Regions from separate parts of the Homo sapiens genome. Here region 2 is linked to region 1. Evidence: read pairs that join two places in POLR2A ChIA-PET (ENCODE). Cell type or tissue: CD4-positive, alpha-beta T cell. All regions are shown on one strand.

What was found. ChIA-PET counts read pairs that join two places held together with the same protein. Peaks named below come from ENCODE experiments on the same cell type or tissue, not always from the same donor. Only the 100,000 strongest peaks of a DNase experiment are listed, where the experiment ranks them.
Region 2: POLR2A ChIA-PET joins it to region 1 with 14 read pairs; 2 of 35 experiments call an interaction of 5 or more read pairs at or near these places.

What each region holds. Positions count from the first base shown.
Region 1 is chr6:90,153,299-90,161,298 of GRCh38, reverse strand. The region is part of intron 4 of BACH2 (BACH transcriptional regulator 2); the gene reads left to right. Among named protein-coding and RNA genes, the nearest start is that of BACH2, 140 kb to the left of the region's middle. RefSeq lists enhancers at 3,486-4,685, 4,719-4,863 and a cis regulatory region at 4,791. In CD4-positive, alpha-beta T cell, no CTCF peak of the experiment used is centred here; a DNase peak (open chromatin) is centred at 4,248; H3K27ac peaks cover 1,039 bases.
Region 2 is chr6:90,271,100-90,279,099 of GRCh38, reverse strand. It overlaps BACH2 (BACH transcriptional regulator 2), which reads left to right. Exons shown (of 9, transcript NM_021813.4): 2 at 7,159-7,251. Among named protein-coding and RNA genes, the nearest start is that of BACH2, 22 kb to the left of the region's middle. RefSeq lists cis regulatory regions at 6,432, 7,162 and enhancers at 6,360-6,504, 7,090-7,234. In CD4-positive, alpha-beta T cell, a CTCF peak has its summit at 4,228; DNase peaks (open chromatin) are centred at 4,529 and 7,049; H3K4me3 peaks cover 984 bases; H3K27ac peaks cover 2,008 bases.

The DNA of each region.
Region 1 (8,000 bases):
ACACCTGCAAAAATAATCACATTTCTATACAAACCTCAGTTTAGATAGCTTTAACTTTTTTTAATCCCAAACTTTAATTGCTGAGTTTTTTGGGGCACAGTGCCTAAAAGTATATCTTTTTTTTCCTTCCAGTTAGATCTGTCCCATTGTAAAAGGGCTGTGTAATGATTTGGCTTCTTTAAGGGCAAAAATCCTTTTTTTTTTTTTTTTTTGAGACGGAGTCTCGCTCTGTCGCCAGGCTGGAGTGCAGTGGCCCGATCTCGGCTCACTGCAAGCTCCGCCTCCCGGGTTCAAGCAATTCCTCTGCCTCAGCCTCCAGAGTAGCTGGTACTACAAGCGCACGCCACCACGCCCAGCTAATTTTTGTATTTTAGTAAAGATGGGGTTTCACCATGTTGGCCAGGATGGTCTTTATCTCCTGACCTCGTGATCCACCGGCCTCGGCCTCCCAAAGTGCTGGGATTACAGGCATGAGCCACCGTGCCTGGCCCAAAAATCCTTTCATAAAGACCATAAGTGGTTTAAGTGAAGACTCCAACTTAGATGTCGTCTCCATGGGGTTCTTTTGTCTCAAGAGAAACCAAGTCTGAAGAACCATATAGTCTGACTGAAAATAGTGTGGCCTTTTTGGAATGCTTTACAGAAATTTCTAATTAAGAGGTGGTGTTTGTCTTAGGTATACAGACACTGTTTTTGAAAAGTCTGCAGTACAAAATTCCCATTTAGTTTATTTTTAGCTTGAGTCTACTCTGCTAGTAAAAATAAAACTATTTTTGTACGTGCTGCTTCTAGTACTTAGATCCTCATTTTAAAAGAATTCACAGAAAACAGTCCATAGTGATAACTGTGTGCACTGGCCAGATTGTTATAGAATTGTGTTTTAAATAAATGTTATGATGGCTGCATTTTAGCTGCATCACAGGATCCAGCTCACATGATTCCTGTCCCCTACAGCCCACACATGCACATACACAAAGGGCCTCATCCCCGCCTTGCTTACTTAGAGTAAGGACTTGGCTTATCTAATTTCTGTATTTGTCCAGTGTGCAAGTGCTGACTGTCCTTTGTGTATTGTCTAAGGCCTCACGTGCACAGAGAGATACTGAATACATGTCTGTGATGACGGTTCCCCTTAAGAGATGATGGACTGCTCTTTTAGGGAGTTGTGTGTTTCTATGGTAACTCCCTTTTGAAAACTTCAATTTTATCCACATATATTTTGCAGATACTGAAAGCAAGCTTATGTTGAATTTAGAGAAGCTTTAAGTTTTTAGGAGGAAACTGCAGCTTATCAGCAGATGTCAAGAGCATACATACTTTGAAAGCTCGTTGAAAAAAATTATGATTCCTTTTGTGCTTGACACTTACCAAAAACCAATGTTCCATTCAGATAATCTTTTATTGTCAGTTTTTTATGCTCCTTAGGGTAAAAGTCACAAATATATACACAATTTGATAAAATTCAAAAGGAACAAAATAAGCACTATTCCTCCTTTGGCCTGTATCCGCCTCTTTCCCATCCCCAGTTTTGTACAGTACAATGTCACTAGCTTATTGAATTAGATTTACTTTAATCATCCATTTCCTTTTCTCCTGGTTACCACAATAGCTATGGGCTCTCAGTTAGCCAGCTACATCTGATCTAGAGAAAATAGGTTATGTCCCTATTTTGAAAAGAGAATTATCTGCATGGCTCAATGCTTTGTGTATTTAATAGTTAGAATTCTGGAAGAGATGTGGACTTCCTTCCTGAGCAATAAAATATATGTATAGTGACCATTTCTTAATTCTCTAGAGAATGCAGACAAAGGGATTTGTGTAGTCTATGAGGTCTGCGTATATAAAAGTTTTCCTTTGCCTTTAGTTGCCTTATTTTACTTTTAGGATGTTTTGTTTCTTTTCTTATACTTCCATATATTTTCACTCTTTTCCCTTTCTTTCTGAAACACATATTCAGTTGTCTTAAAATCAAATCAGCTGTGCAGTGGATACTGTATTTGGCTTTTTCCACATGTGTTAATTGTTCTGTTGGCTTGTTTTGTTTACTGTTTTTGCAGACCTGATTTGCCATGGTCCGTGCCTTTCATTCTACTAGACCACGTAGTTGATTTCCCAGTAGGGAAACGATTCTGCTGTCTTACCCAGTAATTAGTTATCTCATTTCAAAAGAGACAAGTTTATCTGAGAGGACTTTGTCACACGTTAAATGTCTGCTTTAGAAGATAGAGCCCATTTAGTTACTTGCCCATCCATGTGGTAAAAGAAATGCATAATTAGTCACCATGGAAATTAAGTATTTGAAGGGCAGAAGATGGTTAATTCGACCATTTATACTCAGCTATTGAGAGATTATGATGTAGTTTATTAGTGCTAAGAAATCAAATTAAGAGATGATATTTTTCAGCCCCATGAGGGAGTGGCAGTGTTGTTTATTTCTGAAGCATATTTTCATTTGCTGAGAGAGGACTTTGTGGCACTTTCCCTTGAATAGTTTTGTGTAACCTCTTGCTATGTGAGTAAGTGCCCCCCCCCCACCAAAAGAAGACACAGAGGGAGACTGAGTTCTGCCATCTCCATATCGTTACCTCCCTAGAATAGGAGAGGGAAGTAAATTCTGGACTCTGCCCTGTGCTCCTGGGTCTTTTCCCATCCCCCAGCTCAACCACCCGTCTCTCGTTACTTACTACACATCATGAAGCCCCTGCCCAGGCCCCTGATCCTGTTCAACCCTGTCTCAAAGCCACGCTCTTCCTGATGTCCCTTTCCTAGCTTGGCCTCTTTAATTATTTTCTTCCTGTCCCAATCAGTTATGACTGTGTGGCTTCATCTTTCAACCCCGCTCCTGGGTCTACCTGTGCCTTGCCTCCCACACCTGCCTTTCTTCTCGATGAGATAGTGTAAGTGAAATGGCTAGAAGTATGCATTTTGCAAGGAAGGGGAATGGCCATTTGATAGTCACACTACATTGTGCACCAAGGCATTTTAGAGCTTTTGTTTGTGTAAAACTTTATGTGAACAAATGGTCTAATATTTTTAAAATTTAAAAAGATGTTTGTTAATCTTATCTTCTGTTGTATACAACTCATATGGACTGGCTCCTGCCTACCTCTTTAGCTCCGTCTTACTCCAAGCTCACCCTCACTGTCTTCCATCTGGGGACAGTTTTTGAATGTGCCATACCCCATCCTTCTACTTGGCCACTGCTTGTGCTCCCTTTGTCTGAAATGTTTCTCCATGCCCCTTCCCCAGCAGCTCCATATCCCTTCATCAGAGAGGCATCACCTCCCCCTCAGTTAACGCTCTCATGACACCACATACCTTTCCAACATCGCACTTAATACAGTTGCAATTTTATCTTTATTTGTATAATTATTTCATTAATGTCTGCCTTCCTCATTATTGTCTATGTGCAGGCAGTTCCTGGTCTCTGTGTTTCTAGTGATCAGTACAGGAGTGGACATATAGTAGGTGCTCAATGAATACCTTTCAAATGACCATCGTGGATATCTCCAGGGGCTCACTCAATGGCCATTAGCCCCTTTCTAGCTGGTGCAACCCTGATTTGGTTGGAGTATTTCCTCTCCTCTAAGCGGCCATCTGCTCGGGCAGCTGGTCCCAGCCCCAGTTCCTGATCCAGTGGGTGAATTTGTTGTTAGATATACAAGATCTGGTCATCAGCTTGGCTCATGCACAGCGGTATGGGTTTCCCTGGAACCTACAAAATAGGACCGAAAGATGGAAAGAACCCAGGCCCTCGAGGATATCAGTGAGCTGTGGGCTAAACCAGTCCTGGGTTGGCTTTACTTCCAGGCAACTCTGTCGTGTAAAATAATAAATTTACTTACTGTTTAGGTCAATTCAAAGTTTTTTGCTTCTGAAAATAATCTGATGCAGAATATCATGAGTGAATGAATAAATTAACAACCCAATCTCACTTCTTCACAAATTTTTGTGCCCTTAGAGTTCCTTTGTAATTGTTTTCTCTTTTCTCATTTCTGTGAAGTGTTGGTCTACCAAGTGAATATGTTGATTGGCATTGAGCCCAATGCTAAATCCCAAATAACTCATATGTTTCGAAAAGTGTTTCCTTCCACTAAATGCCCCACACCTGGAATGTGAGCTCGTATTCTTCTTCACCTCTTGCCCTTTGGCTCTGCACTTTGTTCATACCTTTTTGGGGCAAGCTCTTCTCTAAGGAGGTTGAGAGTCAGGTTAAGTCATACCCAGCAATTTCCTGTTTGTGAGCCTTGAAGCTCTTGAAGAGTGCGGCAGGTTTGACAGAATCTGTAGGTGTTGTCAGACGTGAGCTGATTCATCCCCTTTGGTAGTTAATTCTCCAAAGGTCTCATCTCCCCAGCTACCATCCCTTCTTCTCTCTGGATGCTGCACAGTTCTTCTTTGTGTGAGGATGAGATTTTCAGGGCCGCCTGGGTCATGTATTCCATGTCTTTTTTGGGTTTTGGTGCATGTATTTTAGACCCTACTTTTCTCCATTTTTATGCAAGAGTTACTCCGTGTTGTTTCATAGCATTTTTGTTGTTGTTGTTCCTGCAGGGCTTTGAATGGTCCCTGTGAAATCTGCTGCCTTTCTTTTTCATAGTCCTCCACCTCAGCTCAATATAACACAACTTAGCCTAAGAAATGCAAGGCCCTAAGTAAAGACCACCTGAAATGCCTACTTGTTTGGTAGTAGAAACTTTGGTGTTCTCTCATTATTTTCTTTATTTCCCAGCATATTGGCAATGAAAACTAGACAATCACCCATTTTTGTACAATGCTCCCCTGAAGTAAACCATGAGAGTGGGGCAGCTAAGTAACCCATCTTTGAGAATGTTATTTTTGGCCATGCCATGTAGAAAAAGGACTGAATTTGTAACCCAAAAACTTGCATTCTTAAACCAAAATAGGAACAGTCCCACTTTGGCCAACCACCCTGGGCAAGTAGCACACTCTCCAAGATTCAGAATATAATTCTTACTGCCTACAGGGGTTGTTATGAAAGTAGAGTAAGATGCAGTGGAAGTGTTGCTTATGCCTGGGAAGTGCTATACAAAAGTATTAAAATTGTAAGGCTATAAAGAAAAACTCTTGTGAAGCGTTTTTTTTACACCACTCGATACCTACCTCAGTTTCCCTCCCCACCTTCAGATATGCAAGGCTGGTCAGGAGGTTGGGCCCCATGCACATTGGGATTAGGTCCCCTGGAACTTTTCAGGTGAGTCACTGCTTCATCAGATAGCGGAACTCCCTCACTAACCTTGGAATTCCAATCTTTTTTAAAACTTTGGTGATTTCCATTGGGGAAAAAAAATCTCTTGTAGTTAGTGATGAGGCCACCTCAATTGTCATCTGAGAATAGGACTTTATGCAATATTGACAACCCATCCATGACTTTTTTTAGTCGGCCAGCATTTTTGCACACCTGCTTGTGCCAGGCATTGTTCTCAATGCATGGGATGTGTCTGTGAACAAAACAGACACAAATTGCTGCCCTCTTAGAGCTTCTATTCTATTGGAGGAAAACAGAAAATAAGCAATAAACAAGCAAATTATAGTAAGTTAGAAGGTGGTAATTGCTAGGAAAAAAATTTAAAAACAGAGCAGGAAAGAGGAGGGCCAATTTGGGGATAGGAAGAGGCTGCAGTTTTAAATTAGGTGCTTGTTGTAGGCCTCCTATATTTCTAGTCTTTTGTTATTGTTGTTGTTTTTACAGAATGTTGTGATGATTTACTATTGCAAATGAATCATCTCTGTATAAATTAAATATTGCATGAAATGAAAGGAGTTCAGCTAAAGGCGAAACCTGATTGCTAAATGCTTGCAAAAGGATGGGAAGTTGCTCTAGCCCTTGCATGGCATTCTCAGGTTATCTATTCTTAGTTTAGTTTCCTTTTCCAAAAATGATGTTTATTATATAGTCTTCGAATGGAACATATCGCTGACACCTACTGCCATGTGTTTATAGTTAAACATAACTAGCCTCCCTTCTTACAAGACCAAGAGGTTCATCCAGAATGTTTCCCTTTAGAAGTCCTAAGAAGGCTCTCCTGGTTGGCTTTCCAGCCCATAACAGTGATAGATTTTGCAGCCTTCTTAGTCTAGCCATGTGGAGAAACCTGATGTTTTGGGTAATTCACCCCTTTAAACATGTGCTTTGTGTTTTGGTGGTGGTTGTTTGGGGCTGCGGTGTCTTAGGCATGGAGCTTATTATATCCATATAAATTACAGATCGCAGACACTCCGCCTCAAATAGCATTGGATTTATGATCCCTAGCTCTCCCTTTGCAGTGCCCCTTCTCCTCATGTCTGCTGTGCAACCTGACTTATGGTTGAGCCTGCTTCAAGTTCTTCCTGCCAGTTTGTCCCCTTTTCCGCAGTCTGCCTTGGTAGCTGACTGGGAGGGGCCAGCATGTGGGTTATCCCATTGTCTGTGGCTGTACACAAGAGGCTCTCAGTGGGTCTCTTTCTACGGACAGGACCCTGCCAAAGTAACACTTGTGCTTCCTGTCCAGTACTGACTAACGCAGTGCTATTCAAAAGGCAGGCTAGAACTAGGGCCATCAGAATGAACACGTTTTGAGCATTGGCAGATATACTTCCTCCCTTCCTGGCCTGTTGTTCCCCATCACTCACCAGATTCAGAAGGTGCAGTGCTCCTTGGGAGCAAGGCTGGGGCGCTTAGAGAGAGGGTCCCTTAAAGAGGAAGGGGGCTACCCTGGCTCATTATGAACTTTTTGGGTTCTGAACCTACCACTCATTATTCTGAATTGTGCAGCACATGTCTGTCACCTCCTAGTATAGAGTGGCCTTGAGAAAGTCACCTACTCCTTCTAGGTCTCAGTTTCTCATCTATAAAAGGAGTAGATTACTCTTCAAATGACCTTCAAAATTGCTTCCACTTCTAATTTTGTTTTAAGACACTATTGACTACACTTCTCCTAAAAATTGATCTTTTTGACGTGATTGGGCTCTTGAGACTTTTTTACCCTTTGTCCTGATCTGATTCTCTCCATGAATCAATTTTGTTCATCTCATCTGTCACTCTTCCTCTGTATGCTTTGTAACCTGCATTTCCTCTACTTCTGGCACTTTTTTGCCAATGGAACCTGCAATTCTACTCTGCAAATAGCTAGGGTTGTTTCCTCCCTCACTCCCAGCCAAAATACAGCTTTTATAGTAGTATCTCTGAGTAGGGAGTTGGGCTATTGAGAAAAACATGCTATAGCCCAAAGTCCCTATTTTAAAAGAGATAGAGATTGGAATGATATGTTCTTTTTAGGGTGTGGATGTTTTAGGCTCCAATGACCATAATCAAAATAGATCTATAACCAAGCCGTAAAAGGGTAATATATGTGAATTTTCTCATAATATGAATCCTAACACAAAAGCAGTTACAATACTTTAAGCGTAAATTACATAGTCTGCACCATGATTTTTTCAAAATTTGTCTTACGAACCTCAAGGAGGAAAATGTACCCCACTGGTTAGGAAAGAATTATTTTCTCTAGGTTCCATAACATAGAAGGAGTGTTTTATTTCCTCACTGCCTTGTGCCTGGGAATACTGAAATGATAGATTCAGCCATGTTTTAATAAAATTCCTCTGTAAGAATATTAGCATGGAGAGAGATTGGTATAAATACATGAATGTGCCTGGATTTTGAAGGTAAATCCTATAGCTATCAGATTGCTATTCACTTAATTGCCACAATCTAAAATTTATCTGTTAGTGTTTCTTTTCTAATTGTTACTAGTGTGATAAAAAGAAAAACTCTTATTTATATATAGATTATTTGTTTCAGGACATTAACTGAGAATATAGTATTGAAATGACTTGAAATTGAAGGAATCAGATTTTCTACTGCTTATTTATTCAGAATATAACTTACCCAACAAGGTCTGATTTAATTTATTTTGAGGAGTAGTATTTAGAAGCAGGATTACTCTTATTTAGGAAAAGAATCTGGATCTTAGATATACAGTGACTTGCCCAGAGTCACC
Region 2 (8,000 bases), 120 kb before region 1:
GCCATCAGCCACATGTGGCATTTGAGCATATGAAATGTGGTTGAGATGTGCTGTGCAATATACACCAGCTTTCAAACAAAAAGGATATATATCTCCTTGATAATTTTTATTATGTTGATTACATGTTGAAATGATAATGTTTTACATATATAGGATTAACTAGTAAATATTAAGATACATTTGGCCTGTTCCTTTTTACTTTTTAATGTGGCTACTAGAAATTTAAAATTATATGTGGTTCACCTTATACTTTGATTTCAAAGTGCTGATTTAGTCTCTAAAGTCTAGAGTGATTGAGAGCTCTCAGAGAAAAGAAGATCAGAGCTTAACAGAGAGTTTTAGAGATGAGGTGCCACCGACAGAATCCACTTACTTGAAGAAATCCCAGTCTGCACCTTTGCCCTACTTTTAGAGATTACTGCTTTCTTGAACCCACAAAGTAGAGCACTGGGTAGCAAGCATTTAATATCTACAATGTACAGAGCATTGAAGGGGGATTAAAATAAGTATCACACAGGTCCCTGCCTTTAGGGAAAACATATAGTCTACTGGGGAAGCAAGATATGAGCACATGAGTTGTTAAATCATGGCTTGAGAGATACATAGCTGTTCAATGCTCAGGTCCAAGACTGTTGCAAACAGACGGTTGAGGCACTAAAAAAAGTGCTTCAAAGGAAGGAAAGGTCTCCACGGCCTGGAAAGGTCTCCATGGCCTGGAAGGGTGTCCCACCAGAGGAATGCCTTGGCTGGGCACTGACGAGTGGGTAGAATTTCAGTGGGCAGAGAGAAAGGGGGCATGGCCAGGTAGGAGGCAGGGTAGAGTGGGAAGAAGGAGGAAAACATGGAAAAGCACAGAATGGTTGAGAAGTCAGTGAGAAGAAGAGATGGATTGAACTGTGAGCTGTGAGTAGAATCATTCTCTAGTCCACTTATTATTGAAGCTTTAATATTTGACATCGTCTCCTATAATATTATGTATCTTGACACTCTTCCGAAAATTATTTACCAAGTGTCTCAAAGTAGAGGTTAGGGCAGGACACTTTAACTTTGGGTAGAATAAATGTTGCATATCTTTGATTGTTAGGAAGTTCTTTAAATGGCAAAACTGATAATATTATCTTGCCAGTTATGTTTATACTAACATTTTGTGTAGAACCATGTAACTTTAAAGGCTTCTCGGATAAGTACATTATTAGTATTTCAGGCAGTAGTGCTCAGCATTTGTATATTCTTCTTGCTTAAAATGCCTTCAGTGTTATGTCATTTGATCTTTGCTGTTGGCTCCATTTTATAGAACTGGAAGCCAGAGAAGCTAAGATTGAATAATTAATGGTAGAGTCTGGAATTTGAACCTAGCTCTTAAGCTTCTTCCATTTTACTGTGTGAAACACACTAGTTTTCATTCCTGTAAGTCTGTTTCTTAAGAGAAGCTGATTAATTTTATTTCTTTTTAATTGAATGATAATATAAATAGGGAAAAGTATGCATATAACATATATTCATCTTACTGACGAATTTCCATAAAGTGAACACGCTGTTGTAACCAGTTCCCAGATTAAGACACAGCATTATCAGCGCCCTAGAAATCCCTCAGGCTTCCTTCCAGTAACTACTTCACCCGTGGTAGCCACTACTCTGACTTGGGAAAGCATAGATTTGCTTTGCCTGTTTTTGAACTTTATATCAATGGAGATACAGAATGTACTATTTTGTGTCTAACTTCTTTCACTCGATAATATGCACAGTTAACTCATATTGTGCATGACACCATATTGACTATGGTAGTTGATTTTTCATTCTCCATGCTATATAGTATTATATTGTGTGACTATACCACTATTTATTAATTTGTATAGTTTCCAGTTTGGGGCCATTATGAGTAGCAATGTGAAGATTCTAGAACATATCTTCAGGTGAACAACATAATTATTTGTGTTGGGCATATTTAGGAGTTAAATCAGGAAAGCAGTGTAATTTTTAAATGTCTTGTAGATGAGGCTGAAATTTGACTTTGTGACACTCTTCAAGAAAAGAAGTGAAAACCTCAAACTGTTGGTGTCTTGAATAGTATATCAAAATAAATACTAAGGCAGCCATTATGAAAAGGTCCAAGGTAGAGGAATTTTAATGCCCGAACACATTTTTTCAAGGGAGGATGAAAATAGTCAATTCTCATATAGAGAGAATTTGAAAGGGTTAGGATGTTAAAATACTGACGTTATATCACTCAGGTTTCTCTTACAGTTATATTTTTTTTCTTCAAGAGAACTTTTAGCAGGTGATAGTGGAAAACTAAGGTGTGATTGGTACCAAAATGACCATTGTCCCAGGGTATAATAAGGGATGAATAACTGGGGAGTGTATTTACTAGGAAATAAGAAAATGGGGTTGGGTTAAATGGCAGGAAGGTACATTCCAAAATCTATAATGCAAGCTATGGTTCTCAAAATTTTACTGAAATTTCCTCTCTCTCTCACTCTTTTGCTTAGCGTAATCTGTAGGCAAAAGAATTTGCATTCTTTTAAAGAAGGCAATTATAAATACCATAACTTGTTTTTAGAAAAAATCTTAGACGTTTATCCAGAGGCAACCTGTCTGAATGAAAATGTAGTTCTAGGATTTGCCAACACAAAAGACTTCAGTGTCTACCTTTAATGCTTATTAACATTAATGGTGATCATTTAAAGGTGTGTGTTTTATGTTTAGACTTATAGGTGTTGTTGATCTTAAGCAGACTAGGCAGAGAAATCCTTCACATTTTCTGTGCTCTCATTCAGGATGGCCCTAGGCATGTTACATGGGAAATGAGAATATGTGAATAAATACTCTCATACTTTCTTGGGCCTCAATGAAAAGAACATTTGTTACCATTTTTAGTCATAAATTAAAATTATTTCAGAGTAGGAAATATAACATTAATTTAGAACATGGCTGTCATAGATGAAACGTTTTACACATGTATTGCTGTGGTAGACATTCCTTGCATTTATTGAAAGCCTCTCCTTTATAAAGTTAGTGAAGTGTGACTACTCTGACCTCCAAATACTGGGTGTATTTGAACTATGAAAGTAGGTTTAAAAGTTACACTTTTCTTTAATGCCCATTGATGATTTCTTTCTTTTTTTTTTTTTAAGACGAAATCTAGCCCTGTCACCCAGGCTGGAGTGCAGTGGTGTGATCTCGGCTCACTGCAGCCTCTGCCTCCTGGGTTCAAACTGTTCTCCTGCCTCAGCCTCCCAAGTAGCTGGGACTAAAGGTGCACACCACCATGCCTGGCTAATTTTTTTGTAGAGACTGGGTTTCACCATATTGGCCAGGCTGGTCTCGAACTTCTGACCTCAGATGTTCAGGCCGCCTTGGCCTCCCAAAGTGCTGGGATTACAGGCGTGAGCCGCTACGCCCATCCAGAACAACAGGCACTGGGGCCTACTGGAGAGTGGAGAGTGGGAGGAGGGGGAAGAGCAGAAAAAAAAAAACCTATCAGGTACTAGGCTTAGTACCTGGATGACAAAATAATCTGTACGACAAACCCCCATGACGCAAGTTACCCATATCACAAATCTGCACATGTAACCCTGAAGGTAAAAGTTAAGTAAATAATAAAATATTTTACATTTATTTAAAAATTCTAAAATGGTTGTATTTTAAAAGTAAAAACAAATTTTGGTTAGGATTTGAGCTTATTCCATTTTTCTTCTAATTTTCCAAATTAAATGTAAAATGAGAGCATCCCAGGTAGGGGGAGGTAGGGGAGAAACCAAATAATTTTCAAGTCATATTTGAAGAGCAGGTATGTTCTCTCACGATTTACAGTGCAGGTGCATTTTAATTTAACTGCTTTAAATGATGATAAAAATTGTTCAAGTAGAACAAAGCAAAGTTTTAGAAGTGACTTGTAAACAGCCATTCTTAATTTTTTCCTGTTTTCTCTCCACTTATGTGACTTGCATGAATTTCTGAAGCAGTCCTTTCAAATGACACTGCTCCAAACATGTGAATTGCATTCATCAACAAAATCCAGCCTTTTCCTTTGTAGGACAATGTGGGGTCACGGGGCAAGGGGTCTTTTCTTTGTCTAGCCTGGTGCCAAAGCAAAGACTAGTCCTCCCTGCGTTTGGACCCAGTGACATGTTTCCATTTGTCATTGAACACTAGGGGGAGGAACTGTAGCCTCTGAGGTACCCCCATTTGGTCCTCACCCTCTACCAGAGGATTTGCTGCTTCAGCCTCTTCAGTGCCCCAGGTATTTGATGCAAAGATTATGCACTTATGCTGCCAGTTATCAGGGTTGTGTGGGTGTCTTTAGAGGGGTCTCCCCTTAGCATCAGGTCTCAATGACAGAATCTAAATAACACAGGTTACTCATCACGAGTTAAAGATTTTTTCCCTTTTCACATTGATGCTTCTGATATACTTTTATACGTTAGCTGATTGTATGTGCGTACTTTGTGGCTGCAAAGATGCAGCTGGAAAGTGTGTGGGGGTTGTCTGCTTCCTCTGAGGCTGCTACAGGTGGTCAGGTGGGGGCGGCTGTGATAAAGGTACAGCACCCACTTCCGCCAGCTTGTCTTGTGCGCCCTGTAACCCACTGCATGAACCCGAGTGGCACTTCAACCGGATTTTCTTGTTGGCACTTTTATCTTTCACTGCTTCTGACTTGCCTGTTGAGGTTTATGACTAAGGTTGTGATTAAAAATTCCCTTTTTAGGTATGAAAAGTCTTTTCAATTACTTTGTGTTCCTTTTTTTGTTTTGTTTTGTTTTTGTTGTGTGTGGACTTTCTGGGTTTTGTAAAAATGAATCTTAAAAAAATCTTAATATTATGTAAGAGTTAGATAAAGGTTAAGTAGCTAATATATTCTCTCATCAGGGCATAGAATCAACGTATGTTCTTGGAAGATTAAGTGTGTCAAAATGCATTTTATGATGGAAGCACTGTCAGTTGTTTAGAATAGGCATGGAAAAGCCCTTTTCAGAATATTGTCATAAAATCAGACTTGGAAAGGTTTTCGTTTATTCAGTCTGTATTCCCCTATCTGTCTGTTTAATCTCTGCATATTACTGTCCTTGGAGCACGGAGAAACGTGAGCTACCCTTGGAGGTTTATAGTCCCACTGGAAGGGAACTAATGTTTACGCCTGATTATATGATAGGAGCTTTACATGTTCTTATTCAGTCTTTGAGGAAACCTTATAAATAAGATAATAACTTTTTCAGAGAAAGAAGCTGGGGTTCTGAGACATTACCCACTTAGGGGCACCCAGAGGAAAGAGCAAGACCTCCAGCTCCATCACCAGTAATTTCCAGCCTGTGAGCTTCCCTCCACACTCAGTAATTTAAAAAACAACTTGATTTAGGGACATCTAGTAAATATTCTAGAAGTTCAGAGGCAGAAAAGCTAGTTTGCAGCTGAAGTACTCAGATTTCCCACTGGCTGAGTGGGAAATCAGACCCGAGCCTTGACAGTGGGCAGAATTTGTATAGAGGAGCCAAGAGAAGAAGAGTTTCCACACTGTATAAGCCAAATGATGGAAGGTGTAATAACAAAGGAAGGGTGAGCACACAGGTTTAGGAGATGCTGTGTGGGCCAGTCCAGCTGGGAGCCATTACCATTTAACACTTAATGGAGTGCTTACTGTGCTAGGCACTCTTCTAAGTTCTTCACACCTTTTAACTATTCTTATCTTCACAGCAAGCCTTTGCAGGAGATATTATCAAGTCCCTCCTGCCCCCACTTTTTTTAGAAACAGAGTCTTGCTCTGTTGCCCAGGCTGGAGTGCAGTGGTATGATCGTAGCTCATGGTGGCCTCGAACTCCTGGGCTCGAGTGATCCTTTTGCCTTAGCCTCCTGAGTAGCCAGGACTACAGGTGTGTGCCACCATGCCTGGCTAATTTTTTTTCCCCATAGAAACAGGAACTCGTTATGTTATCCAGGCTGGTTTTGAACACCTGGCCTCAAGCGATCCTCCGCCTTAGCCTCCCAAAGTGCTGGGGTTACAGGTGTGAGCCACTGCACCTGGCCTTCATTGAGGGATGAGGAGACTGAGGCACATAGCAGTTAAGTTGTGGAACTGTGATTCAAAGCATGGCCACCAGGATCCAGAGCCTGAGTTCTTAGCTACTCTGCTGTCTTGTTTTCTCTCTACTGGGCAATGCAGGTTGCTTGTTAGAGGGGTGATGAGGATTCTCAAATTGCTGGGGATAGCGAGAGGAAGATGAAAATGGCAGGGGTAGTGATAGAAAGATCAAAATGGCAGCAGCACGCTGGCCAATTTTACAAGAGGAAACATTAGGAAAGAAGAGAAGAGGGAGTTTTTCTCAGCTAAGCAGGATCTGGTCAGTGTAAGTGGGTAGCAAAAGATAGAGGTGAGATGTAACAAATCAAGAGGCCTTGATGAATGACTGGAATTGAAGAAGAGGGAATGAGCAAAAATGAATCTAAGATTTGGAGCTTGGTTGGCTGGGAGGATAATTCTGCTATTGCAGAAATCAATGAGGTCAATAGACAAGCTCATTTTTCCACAGCAGTAGTGTTGCAGCAAGAAATGAAGGCTTTTGAAGAGCATATGCAGTAGAGATACCATATGCAGGAAAAATGGCTCACTGGAGAGTTGAGAATAAAGGAGAGGAGTTCAAGGGAGGGAATGGGGATGATTGGGGGGCTATCTGCAAGGAGAGAATTGATGTGCTGGGAACAGACGATTTCTGAGGGAGAGAGAAAAACCCAGGGCCTTAAAAAGTGTCCTTGGTCAAGAAGCAGAAGGAGAAAGAGGAGCAGGAAACCATAAAAGAAACAGGCGAAGCAGGAGAGAGAGGAGAATAAAAAGAGGAAAAAAAAAACTACTGAACAGTGTCAGACACTACAAAGAAGTCAAGGAGAACAAGAGTGAAAGGGGGACATAAGATTTGACACGGAAGAAGGCCATTTGTACCCTGCACAGTAAGTCTTGGTGACATGAGGAGGTGAAATCCAGTTGCATTAAAGTCTGTGGTATTGCTGAGTTCTTCCTCATGGGCAAGTCCCTGGACCTTTTCTAAGCACTAAATTTGCAGGTAGTTCAATGTCAAGCAGAGAAGGAAGTTGGTTAACAGCACTTGGTTGCATGATACTACGTTTTGTTATAGTGACCTAACTGATCTAACGTGTTTTGTCTTTCAGCGCGTTCGTTCACATAGCTCCCAGTTTTAACATTTCGCCACCTACTGAAGACATCATTTGGGACCAAGCTGATGAGCCCTTGAAGCACAGCAGGTGAGGCAAGGACCTCAGCTTGGTCTTTGTTTCATAAGTTTACACAGCTAGCTTACATTCCCACCAGCAGTGTGAAAGTGTTCCCTTTTTACCAGATCCACGCCAGCATCTATTATTTTTTGTTTTTCAGTTATGTCCGTTCTTACAGGAGTAAGATGGTATCTCGTGCACTTTTAATTTGCATTTCCCTAATAGAGATGTTGAGCATTTTTTCTTATGTTTGTTGGCTATTTGGATGTCTTCTTTTGAGAATTGTCTGTTCATGTCCTTTGCCCAGTTTTTGATAGGTTCTTTTTAAATTAGTTTATTAGCTTTTAATATAAACATGAGAAAAACCACATAAATTGTAGCATTCTTTTCAAAATAAAACTGCAATCAATACTTGAATGAATCTCCAAGCTCTGAACTTCATAAACAATGTTTTTTCTTTTCTTTTTTTTTCTTTTCCTTTCTTTTTTCTTTTTTCTTTTTTTTTTTTTTTTAAATGGGGTTGTTTTTATCTTGCTGATTTGAGTTCCTTGTAGATTCTGGATATTAGTCCTTTGTCAGGTGCATAGTTTGCAAAGATTTTCTCCCACTCTGTGGGTTGTCTTTTTACTCTGTTGATTTTTTAGTTTAATTAGGTCCCAACTATTTATTTTTGTTTTTGTTGCATTTGCTTTTGGGTTCTTAGGCATGAACTTTTTGCCTAAGCCAATGTCTAGAAGAGTTTTTCCAGTGTTCTAGAGTTTTTATGGTTTCAGGTCTTA